Linked DNA regions of Homo sapiens: all the other regions are linked to region 2. The links are chromatin contacts, found by Hi-C in ENCODE. All regions are on one chromosome and are shown on one strand. Each heading gives the region's core, a stretch centred on a gene start or an enhancer-like site at or near the end of the contact. The rest is flanking DNA. Distances are from core to core; before and after follow the strand shown.

What was found. A loop is a pair of places that touch in the nucleus more often than their neighbours do. Pooled maps may share reads with other maps.
Region 1: a map with no recorded cell type shows a loop between it and region 2 (3-fold over the local background). The contact joins two enhancer-like sites. A Hi-C loop is called at or near these places in 2 of 37 single-sample maps with no recorded cell type and 2 of 50 pooled maps.
Region 3: a loop to region 2 is called in a map with no recorded cell type, with 4 times the contacts of the local background. The contact joins two enhancer-like sites. A Hi-C loop is called at or near these places in 2 of 37 single-sample maps with no recorded cell type and 1 of 50 pooled maps.

The regions. Positions count from the first base shown.
Region 1 is chr13:33,744,322-33,747,721 of GRCh38, forward strand. No RefSeq gene overlaps it. Among named protein-coding and RNA genes, the nearest start is that of RFC3, 72 kb to the right of the region's middle. Within about 2 kb of position 1,435, at least 10 of the 41 ENCODE cell types and tissues checked have a DNase peak (open chromatin) inside an H3K27ac peak, as active enhancers do.
Region 2 is chr13:31,895,229-31,898,739 of GRCh38, forward strand. It overlaps the pseudogene EEF1DP3. Among named protein-coding and RNA genes, the nearest start is that of FRY-AS1, 130 kb to the right of the region's middle. Within about 2 kb of position 1,408, at least 5 of the 41 ENCODE cell types and tissues checked have a DNase peak (open chromatin) inside an H3K27ac peak, as active enhancers do.
Region 3 is chr13:33,193,582-33,196,858 of GRCh38, forward strand. The region is part of intron 1 of STARD13 (StAR related lipid transfer domain containing 13); the gene reads right to left. Among named protein-coding and RNA genes, the nearest start is that of STARD13-AS, 82 kb to the right of the region's middle. RefSeq lists a silencer at 2,465-2,655. Within about 2 kb of position 1,935, at least 11 of the 41 ENCODE cell types and tissues checked have a DNase peak (open chromatin) inside an H3K27ac peak, as active enhancers do.

The sequences.
Region 1 (3,400 bases), core at 185-2,684, 1.8 Mb after region 2:
AGGTTATTGCTAAGAGTCCTACAACTTGCCCCTGACTGGTTCCTAGAGAAACTTCTTCCTGCAGGTTTGGGTGCAGAGTGAGCTGTGGCCTTCCAGTTCCCTGCGTGTGCACTCAGGGTGCTTGGAGCATCCTTCAGAAAAGATGGGACCTTGGAAAGTCACTGATTCTTGCTGAGTTGCAACTTCCTCATCTATGTAGGGGAGAAAACTTAGTATCTTTTCTTTATCTCTCACAGTTCATGGCTGAGGCCCATAACAAAATACGGATTAGCAAGAGAAAAGCATAACACATTTATTTAATGCAAGTTTTAAGTGACATAGGCACCTTCAGTAATGAAAACTCAAAGACCCAGGGAAAAGTGTGGATTTTTATGGACAGTCATGCAGAAGTATGACTGGAGGCAAAAGGATATGATCAAGTGGTAATAAGCGGGGGGTACTTGGTAAGGCCTGCTTGTTCAGATTCCTCTTGGCCTCTCTGTGTGACATTCCTTCCCTCCAGCTATAGGACAAGACACCTGTCACATGAAAATCTTCAGGGGAGGAGGGTGGGAGTAGGTCAGAGGTAACCTTCCTAGGTTTTAAGGCCCACTTCAGGGGAGAGAGGGACAAGAGGAATTTCAGTTTCTATGTCCCACTGTAGGGGAGAAGGGGTGGGAGAAGGTCAGAGAGACTATCTTGCTTCTGAGGTTTTCTCAATTTCCTTCAGCATGCTTCACTCAGTATGTCAATATGCCACATTCTGAGGTGGCATTTTTTGCACCTCATCTTCTGTAGTGGGGCCTTTCCTCCACTTTTATTTACTTCACAGAATGATGAACATAGTGGAGGTGATGTGAACGGTAGTTACTATGCTGCTCAGCAAGAGGAAGTGGGGTAGAAGATGGAAGCAGCTTCAGGAGGATTCCAGGCAGGAAGTATATGGGATTAGAGCAGCTGGGTGGAGCAGGGAAGTCCTCCAGGGCAGGGGAGGGGCTACCACTTACAACCTCCAGTCGGAAAGACACAGCACAAAATGGATTCTTTCCAGATTTTTCTACTTGTAATTTTTTTTTAATGAGTACACAGCATTGCATTCCTGTAAAACTTTAATTTTGTTTAAAGAACAAATGCTGCCTACATTCCAGATACTGGTTCTTGCTTCCAGGAGAATACTTGAAATAGATCTTTTCATGAACAAGTGTGTTTGTGGCCAGTGCCCCCATTGGCAAGGCTGTTGAATTAAAAATCCTTAATTTTTTTTTTTTAATTTGTACTCTGTATGTTTACTGAATTACAGAAAGGTACATTCAGAACTTTTGTCTTCTTTCCAAGTGGGTGTCTCAGGAGTCAGCAGCTGCATAAATACACACACAGTTCAGTTAACTGAAATTGGGGATTAATGATGTGTGCTACACCTGCATTTTTAATCTTGCAAAAAAAAACCCATTAAGTGCAAGCATAGAGGATTACGATGAGCCACACACCTGCAGGGAACATGGTGACCTGACGACAGAAATGAGCATGTCTGCTCTGCTGCACAACCACAGGCCAGTCGTCTCCACAGGAGGAGAGTGTTTCAAAGATGCTGATGGGAGGGAGTCCATTGTTATCGTTTCACATAAAGGACAGTGGTAACTGAACATTAGAAAAGAAAAATTGCTGTTCCATTTTTCCTTTATGCAGAAATGAACAACTTATTACAAATTTAACCAGCCTCACTGCCAGCCTTCTCAGCAGTGCCAAGTGATATGAAACAGCAGCAGCAGCAGCAGCCCATGGCATACATTTGAATACACATGGTCCTGTGGCTCACCACACGTTTTGCACTCACCCTCTTTAAAACAGCTTCTGCTTAAACCCCCACTACTTCATCCTTGGGGGCTTAATGCCTTTAGCTAAAGCTAAAGCTTCCTGGAGGCAGTGACCACATCACATCCACCTTCATATCCAACATGTAGTACAGGCTTGTCCCACAACGGATGCTCATTCGGAAGGGCAAGTACTCATTAAATGCTCCATTTAGTAAGAGGACTTATAATATTGCAATGCCCTCTGTTGAATTCCTACTATTGCATTGCCAAAGATGAAACAAAATGATAATAACCAGCATTGGCAGTATTGAGAGAAATGATGAACCTATTTAGAGTTCAAAGTAGCTGTATGGAAAATGTAGGAGTTCATTGTGAAATAGAAAGTGGCTAAAGAGGAGTCATGGTACGTAGACTGTATGGCTGAGATTTCACTTTAGTATTGCCTTTTAATAAAGCAGGTTGGAGGCCGGGCGTGGTGGTTCATGCCTGTAACCCCAGCACTTTGGGAGGTGGAGGCAGGCGGATCACGAGGTCAGGAGATTGAGACCATCCTGGCTAACACGGTGAAACCCCGTCTCTACTAAAAATACAAAAAATTAGCCGGGCATGGTGGTAGGCGCCTGTAGTCCCAGCTACTCGGGAGGCTGAGACAGGAGAATGGCGTGAACCTGGGAGGCAGAGCTTGCAGTGAGCCAAGATCACACCACTGCACTCCAACCTGGGTGACAGAGTGAGACTCCATCTCCAAAAAATAAATAAATAAATAAATAAATAAATAAAGCAGATTGGAAATACCAAAAGGATTAAAATTAGCATATTTTAAAACCAGCAATTCTAAAACATCCTAAGCAACAGCATAAATCATTAATTTGTCCTAATATTTACCTACAAAGAAGTTCATTGCAGCATTGCTTATCATATTAGAAGATTGAAACTAAACGGAATGTCCAACATAAGGGGATTTGTAGAATAAAAGCATACATCTTTCCAAGGGACTATGGAATAGATATTGAAAATGTTGTAAAGGCAGAATATTTCTATATATGGAGAGAAATAAGAAAAGCGGGTTATAAAACATACAATATGGTACACATTTCCTTCTTAGGAAAAAAGAAATGAGGCCTGGGGACTATATACATAATGGTATTTATCTGTGGGTGATGGGATTATGAGTTATTTTTATTTCTCTGTTTTTGTTTATTGGTATCTTATGTTAGTCTGAAATAAATATGTATTATTGGAGTCCAGAATATACTACCCCAAAGTATGACTGTCAAGGAGTTCAGGATATGCTACCCCAAAATATACTGTTTTGGTATGCAGTCAGCCCTCTTTATCCATGGGTTTTGTATCTAAGTATTCAGCTAATTTAAATCAAAACATATTCAAAAAAGAGAAAACAGCAACAACAAAACAATAATAAAAAATAATACAAATAAAAACCTAATATACTGTAACAACTCTTTTTGCAACATTTACATTGTATTAGGTATTATAACTAATCTAGAGATGATTTAAAGTATATGGAAGGATATATATAGATTATATGCAAATACTATACCATTTTATCACCATTTTATCATGCATACACACACATGTTAACCCAA
Region 2 (3,511 bases), core at 158-2,657:
ATCATCCTTGCTATATTTTACAACAACTACTCAAAAGGTCAAATAATTCATGGAGTGGTAGAATTGAGATTAAGTTGTGATAGGCATCTTTGAGAGAGTTTTTGTAAATACTTGGGTTCCTTGATGGCTTATTTGAGGAACTCACATAGAATATATTTTATTCTTTGCTTTCTTTCTCATTTTGAATTGTTCTGAAGCAGGTATACAGATTAGAAACCTAGTATTGATCTTTCAATATTGGAAGACAAATCCTTCTATGGGCAACATCTCATCTATAATTTCACTTTGAATTCTAATAAAATTCAGTATAATTATATAAATCAGACCAGTATAAAGGACTGGTATAATTGCATATTTAAATTTTACTATTTGTGCCTTATTTGCCACAGCATTGCTCCCTACTGTTAAGTTCTTTGGTTCCAAGTGCCTAGTATGATTAATTTAAACAGGCCTGGGTTTGAGATGGGATCCATGTGTACCAGCTGTGTGAATTTGCACAATTTACCTAACCTCTTTTCAGAAGGAACCCCAATATTCCTACCTGTAAAATGAAAATAACAAGGTTTGTATGGGGACTGAAGGAACCAAGTGATCCTCATGATATTCATAGTACAGTGTCTTGCACATGTCGTGCGCTTAGTAAGTGTCAGTGATAATAGAGCAAGCTGCTGAAGTTGCAGTGTGCAGCCTGCACAGCTCACTGTGGCTGCCGTGATTAGCTACTGCATTTTTCTTTGGGAAAAAGTGATCTGAGATCCAAGCACTTGGTTTATCTAAGGCTTTTAGATTGTGACTTTAAGTTGGAGTTATAAATTATTGGAAACTTGGGAAAACAAATTAGAGATGTGCAGGGGTGGGAGAGATCTCTCTGAACTGGATCAATCAGAGAAACATCCTTAAAGATTTGATATTTGAAGAATGGGCAGGAGAAAGGGTATCCAAGTTAGGGAAAATGTTTTGTACTTACTCGAGTCAAGGTTTAAATGGAATTCAGTGCTGAGCTTGAAGAAAAGGTGTCTTTGTGTAATTTTGACTGGAAGAAAATCAGAAGGTAACTTATGATTTACATTTACATTCCAACTTCTTAAAATTACATTTTAAGAATGGATTACAATCTTGTTAGGAAGGTTCTTCCCTATCCCCAGCCCCTATGACCCTGAGTTCTAAAAGACTCACTATTCAGCAGGCACACATCTGAAATGACACTGTCCACCAAGTGAGGCCCATAAACCCTAGTCCTTGTCTGTGTTCCCGTGGAGGGGCTGAGGAGGCTCCACTCTGTGACTCTGACAGTTCTGGTGAAAAGAATGTCCCTGGCAGAGGAGGCAGCAAGGCTGTCTGATGGCTCACTGAATAGCCCTGGGAGTAAGAGCTGTTTCCCACCATGAAAACAGGGACTCCACCCTCAAAAGAAAGCAGCCTTCACAGCTGCTTAACTAAGTAGCCTCATGGGACTCCTGGGAGCTAAAAACCACAGCCGAGCTTTCTCCCCACAGGGCATGGCTCTAAGACAAGAAAAAGAGATAATTTTAGACCACAAACTTTGACCTTGTGAATAAAAGGAGAATAATGTAAATAAAGAAAAATAAGGTGGAAGTAACTCATAACAAGCAGAAAAATGGTAAGATATAAACCACTGGATCCTGAGATCAGGCATAGTTTTTAAAAAAATTGATAGTTTTTTTATTGATACATAATAGAGGTACATATTTTGGGAGTACATGTGACAGTTTGATACAGTCGTATAATATATAAAGATAAGGGTAATTGGGGTATCCATCACCTTAAATACTTGTCTTTTCTTTATGTCAGGGACAGTGGAATTATTCTCTGCTAGCTATCTTGAAATGTACAGTAGATTAATGTTAACTATAGTCACCCTATAGTGAGCTATTGAACACTGGGTTTTATCTCTTCTATCTAACTGTATGTTTGTACCCATTCAGACATAATTTTTTAAAAGTTCCCTAAATACTAATATTGACTATTGGAGACTTTAAACCTTAACCTAGATGTCATTACTTTTTTTTGGCTGGAGTGCAGTGGCGCAGTCTCAGCTCACTGCAACCTCCGCCTCCCAGGTTTAAGCAGTTCTCATGCCTCAGCCTCCTGAGTAGCTGGGATTACAGGTGTGTGCCACCACGCCCTGCTAGTTTTTGTATTTCTAGTAGAGATGGAGATGGGGTTTCACCATGATGGCCAGGCTGGTCTCGAACTCCCAGGCTGGCCTCAAGTGATCTGCCCGCCTCGGCCTCCTAAAGTACTGGGATTACAGGTGTGAGTCACTGCACCCAGCCTCATTACTTTTATTTTATTTGTAATGCTACATGGATTAGTAGCTGCTTAACATTATCTGTTATTTTGACATCTATTATTTCTTTACATTTTACTTTCAACAGACAGTACGTAATGCCCTGCATACTTCTACCACGAGCATATTTATTCCTTATGGCTGCTGTAATAAATTGCCACAAATTTAGTTGCTTAAAGCAATGTAAATTTCTACTACAGTTCTGGAGGTTGGAAGTCAACTGGGTCAGCATGGCTGTGTTCCTTCTAAACTGTAGGGGAATCCTTGTCTTGCCTTTTCCAGCTCCTAGAGGCCAACTGCATTGCCTGGCTCCTGGCCGCATAGACTCTGTCCTCTGTTTCCACGATCACATCTCCTCTGACTCTGACCCTCCTGCCTCCCTCTTACAAGGCCCCTTGGGCTTGCATTTAGGGCTCACATAGATAATCCAGAATAAAATTCCTATCTCAGGGTCCTTAACATCATCTGCAAAGTCCTTTTTGCTGTTAAGGTAACATAGACACAGATTCCAGAGATTAGGATTTGGACCTCTTAGGGGGGCTACTATTTAGCCTGCTACACTGAGGAGTGTGTGAGACCAACAACCTAGACGGAAATTGGACGGTGGAGAAAACGGTGAAGTGTTTTCTCCGTCGGAGAAAGTGGATGGAAGGTTATGCATGGTCAGTTTGTCCTTGTACAGAATTCTGTAGTCTAATCCATTTTATATGTAACAAATGAAAATGTTTTCAAGTATGATGATCAAAAGGAGTGAGTGTCTCCCTTAACATCCTATAAATATTTTAATACGTGGTCCAGTCCATCTTCCTCACTCACTCTGCAGTGTTTGATCCATTACCCAAGGTAACTGAGGGCCCACCACCTACTGGGTGCTCCATGAACCCCAGGCAAACCACAGGCAAGTCAGCTCATTTCCTCTGGGTATACAGGGTGTCTTTGTCTTATATTTAGCTTATAAATTGGTTGTCAGCTCCATTGCAGAGCAGTAACATGAACTTGTGGTTTAGCACATCACATCCTTTAAAGGACAATAACGTTTTTCTGGCTTCCCCACGTGGCTCTTGATAACAAGATGGTGTGGAGAGCAGCAGGAAGAATGTCCAGGGTAGAGAGCTGCCCTGGAGTTGGGGCCGAGATAGCAGATGGCACCCTTTCTGTGACAAGGCTATTCTAGAGTTGCTGGGTGACCGACACATCCTG
Region 3 (3,277 bases), core at 685-3,184, 1.3 Mb after region 2:
CCAGTCGGAAAGCGTGAACACAACCAGCGACAGTGTCAGGATTCAAACCCAGACATACAGAAGCCCAATGCCTCCCACCTTTCCTCAAAGCCATGCTGCTCAGAGCTGACTTCCTGTGGTGTTTTTGTTGGCTGTGACATGGTATTTGAAGCAGGAAAACAAAACAAAACAAAAAAGATCTTAACTTGGAGGACAGGAGAGAGAAACTGTAGAGATCAGTAAAATAAATGAGGAGGTTTATCCAGTCATCTGTACTATTAATTGAATTTAGCTCTCTACTAGCTAAGTGCTACACGGCTCCATGGTGATTATCAAGGTAGTCAGGATTTCAAATGGTGCTGATAACTAAGTGTAATAGGATTATGCATTTTTTTTCTTTTAGAGTTGAAACAAAAAAAGGCCCTTTAAGCTGAGGTTTTCAGGTTGTTTTTTTCCTGTTACAAACTAGTCCAGAATGATCCCAGAGACCTCAAGGAGTGTTAGAGCTTATTTCACTTATATAGGGAAAAAGAAAGACAGAGTATTTGCTAGGTAGATGCATACTCTTCTAGCTCTTCTTGCCTCAATCTGGACTTAGATTCAATGGACTAAACTTAGCAGAAAAGTCACACGGAGAAGGCAATGAACACAGCACATGCCTAATACCATATTTTTATTTGATGATATTTGAACCATAAATATACTTCACTTCAAAAAAACCTTAAAAATTGTGTATTAAATGAATTTTGGTAAATAATTTAAGTAAGGAGAGATGGTTAATATTCATTATGGAAACATTCTGCTATGAAATTCAGTTTACTAAGAGGATTAATGTTTTCATTAAAAAAATATTTTGACTGAATCTTAAAAAAAAATCCCTGATTTACATTATCTTGTAAATGTACATTCTTTCATGGTAAGAATATTTTTAAAAGGTTAATCAGCATTTGTTTTTGATTTAAAAGTAAGTTTATACTTAAACATCATATTTTAAGGTATTTAGTGCAGAATGAAATTACTTTAATATAAACTAGATGTAATTTGTCATGTTTTTTAATAGAAAACTTTTCAATACTATAATGCTTTGCTTGTATTGGGCAGAATATAAAACAAATTCAAAGCAGTGAAGAATTGGGAGGAAAAGAAAAATGATTCTCAACCCTCAAATATGGGCTTCTTTGGAGAAAGTGAAAATGGATTTTTAAAAAATCAGAAACGAACAACTCACTGTTTTTTTGAAAGGAGATTATATATGCTGTTAGTCATTTTTTAAAATGACCACAGCTACCATAGAGACTTTGATTTATTTACATTTTCCTGGGCCTGCAGCCCCCTCTTGTATAAACATATACACATACCAATATGTTATGTGAACAGCAATCTTGCAGTGACTTCAAGGAAAAAGTTGTTTTTGTAAAAGAACTCATATTTTCCCATGCTACTTCACTTCTTGTGCAAGAACTTTTATGAGATTCTAGTGAACTGTGTTTTATTTATTTTCCTTTGTTCTTTCCCTCTTACTGGAAGAAAACATTATCTGGATGTAATCATGTTCAATGAGAATACATTCTGACTCAGGAGATGATTTAAATCAATGACCAACAATTAAAATGCCTAATCTGCCACTACTTTGGATATGGCAATTTAATTTTACTAGGTCAACACATTCATTTATTTTAATGCAATATATATTCCCCCACAGGAAGGAACACTATTTCAGTAATCCCCTGTTACTGACATCTTTGCAGATTTAGCCACTCTCTCTGTAACTCAACCAACTAAAGTTGAAGTTTTGTAGCGGGAAAAATACAAAGTGAACATCTCTAGGCTACTTCATCAAAGTCCCCGGGGACCACATTTTTCTCTCAGGAGACTGTCCTGTAATTCACTGAATCATTGCTTGTATTCTCACTATCAGTAAGCCTGTGTGGTGTTCCAGCCACCTGGAGCTGACAAATATTTTTCTATGTGAAGGATACCATAGCAACCAGATTTGCCGCATGGACAGAAACCAGCCATAACGATGCTGCAATTTTAGCCAGGAAGCCGACACGTAGCACCCACGACAGTATTATCGTAAAGCATGTCTTGAGATCTGAAAATTCATTATTTTCTAGGACTTAGTTCTTTAGACACAAGAACGGAAATTACCCCAAGCCCTAAGTGAAGGAAGGCGGTAAGAAGGAAGGAAGATGGGAAAGATCATATGTTTCAAATCTGTCTCTCTTTCTTACAAGCAATGCCAACTTGTACAAGTTAATAAACCCTCTGAGCCTCAGTTTTTTCATCTGTAAAATGGAGACAATCATTCTCCCTCAAAGGGTGGTCGTGAGGATGAAATGAGTGCTCTGTACTGTGGTTGGCAGATGGGACACACATAACAACTAAAAGCTTTCTCCATTTGGTTAAGAAGGGAGGTAATAGACACTTAGAGGCCACAAGAACAATGCTCTCCAAAATAGGGTTCAGATGATTATATGAGAAATGTTATCTGTGTTTAAAATTTCGTATTAAAATATTCTAAAATATTTTTAAAGAATTAGGCTGGGTGCAGTGGCTCACGCCTGTAATCTCAGCACTTTGGGAGGCCGAGGTGGGTGGATCATTTGAGGTCAGGAGTTCAAGACCAGCCTGGCCAATATGGCGAAACCCCGACTCTACTAAGACTACAAAAATTAGCTGGGCGTGGTGACACGACGCATGCCTGTAATCCCAGCTACTCAGGAGGCTGAGGCACAAGAATCGCTGGAACCTGGGGGGCAAAGTGAGCTGAGATTGCACCACTCTCCAGCCTGGACAATGAAGCGAGACTCTGTCTCAAAAAACAATAATAATAATAAATACAAATAAAATAAATATTTTTAAAGAAACAAATTGTTATGCCAGTATGCAATATCAGGATATGATAGGAGGCGCCCTCACTGGAGCTGCCAGCCTGCCAGTGGTTTCTGGGAGGGAGGGTGGCGATTGTATAGTAGAGAGGATTGACCCCAGCAATCTTACCTCCACGCTTGCTTTCAGTACTGCCCTACATCATGATGTGCGGCAGCCGACATGGACTCGATTGAGAGACTGTGAGCTACATTGCTTATCTTTAACCAAACTAATCCTAACAGAATGGAGAGGCAACTTAAAAAGATTCTTGCAGAGGAACCACAAAGAGAAAATATTAATTACCAGCAATGAGTAGCCAACAAGAAAGAGACAAAGCTGAAATTCCCTTACTCCTAGTACTGGCCCTGTTAACAGTCACTTCTACAAGGCAGCAATAATGAACACAGATTTAGACCAGAAAAGA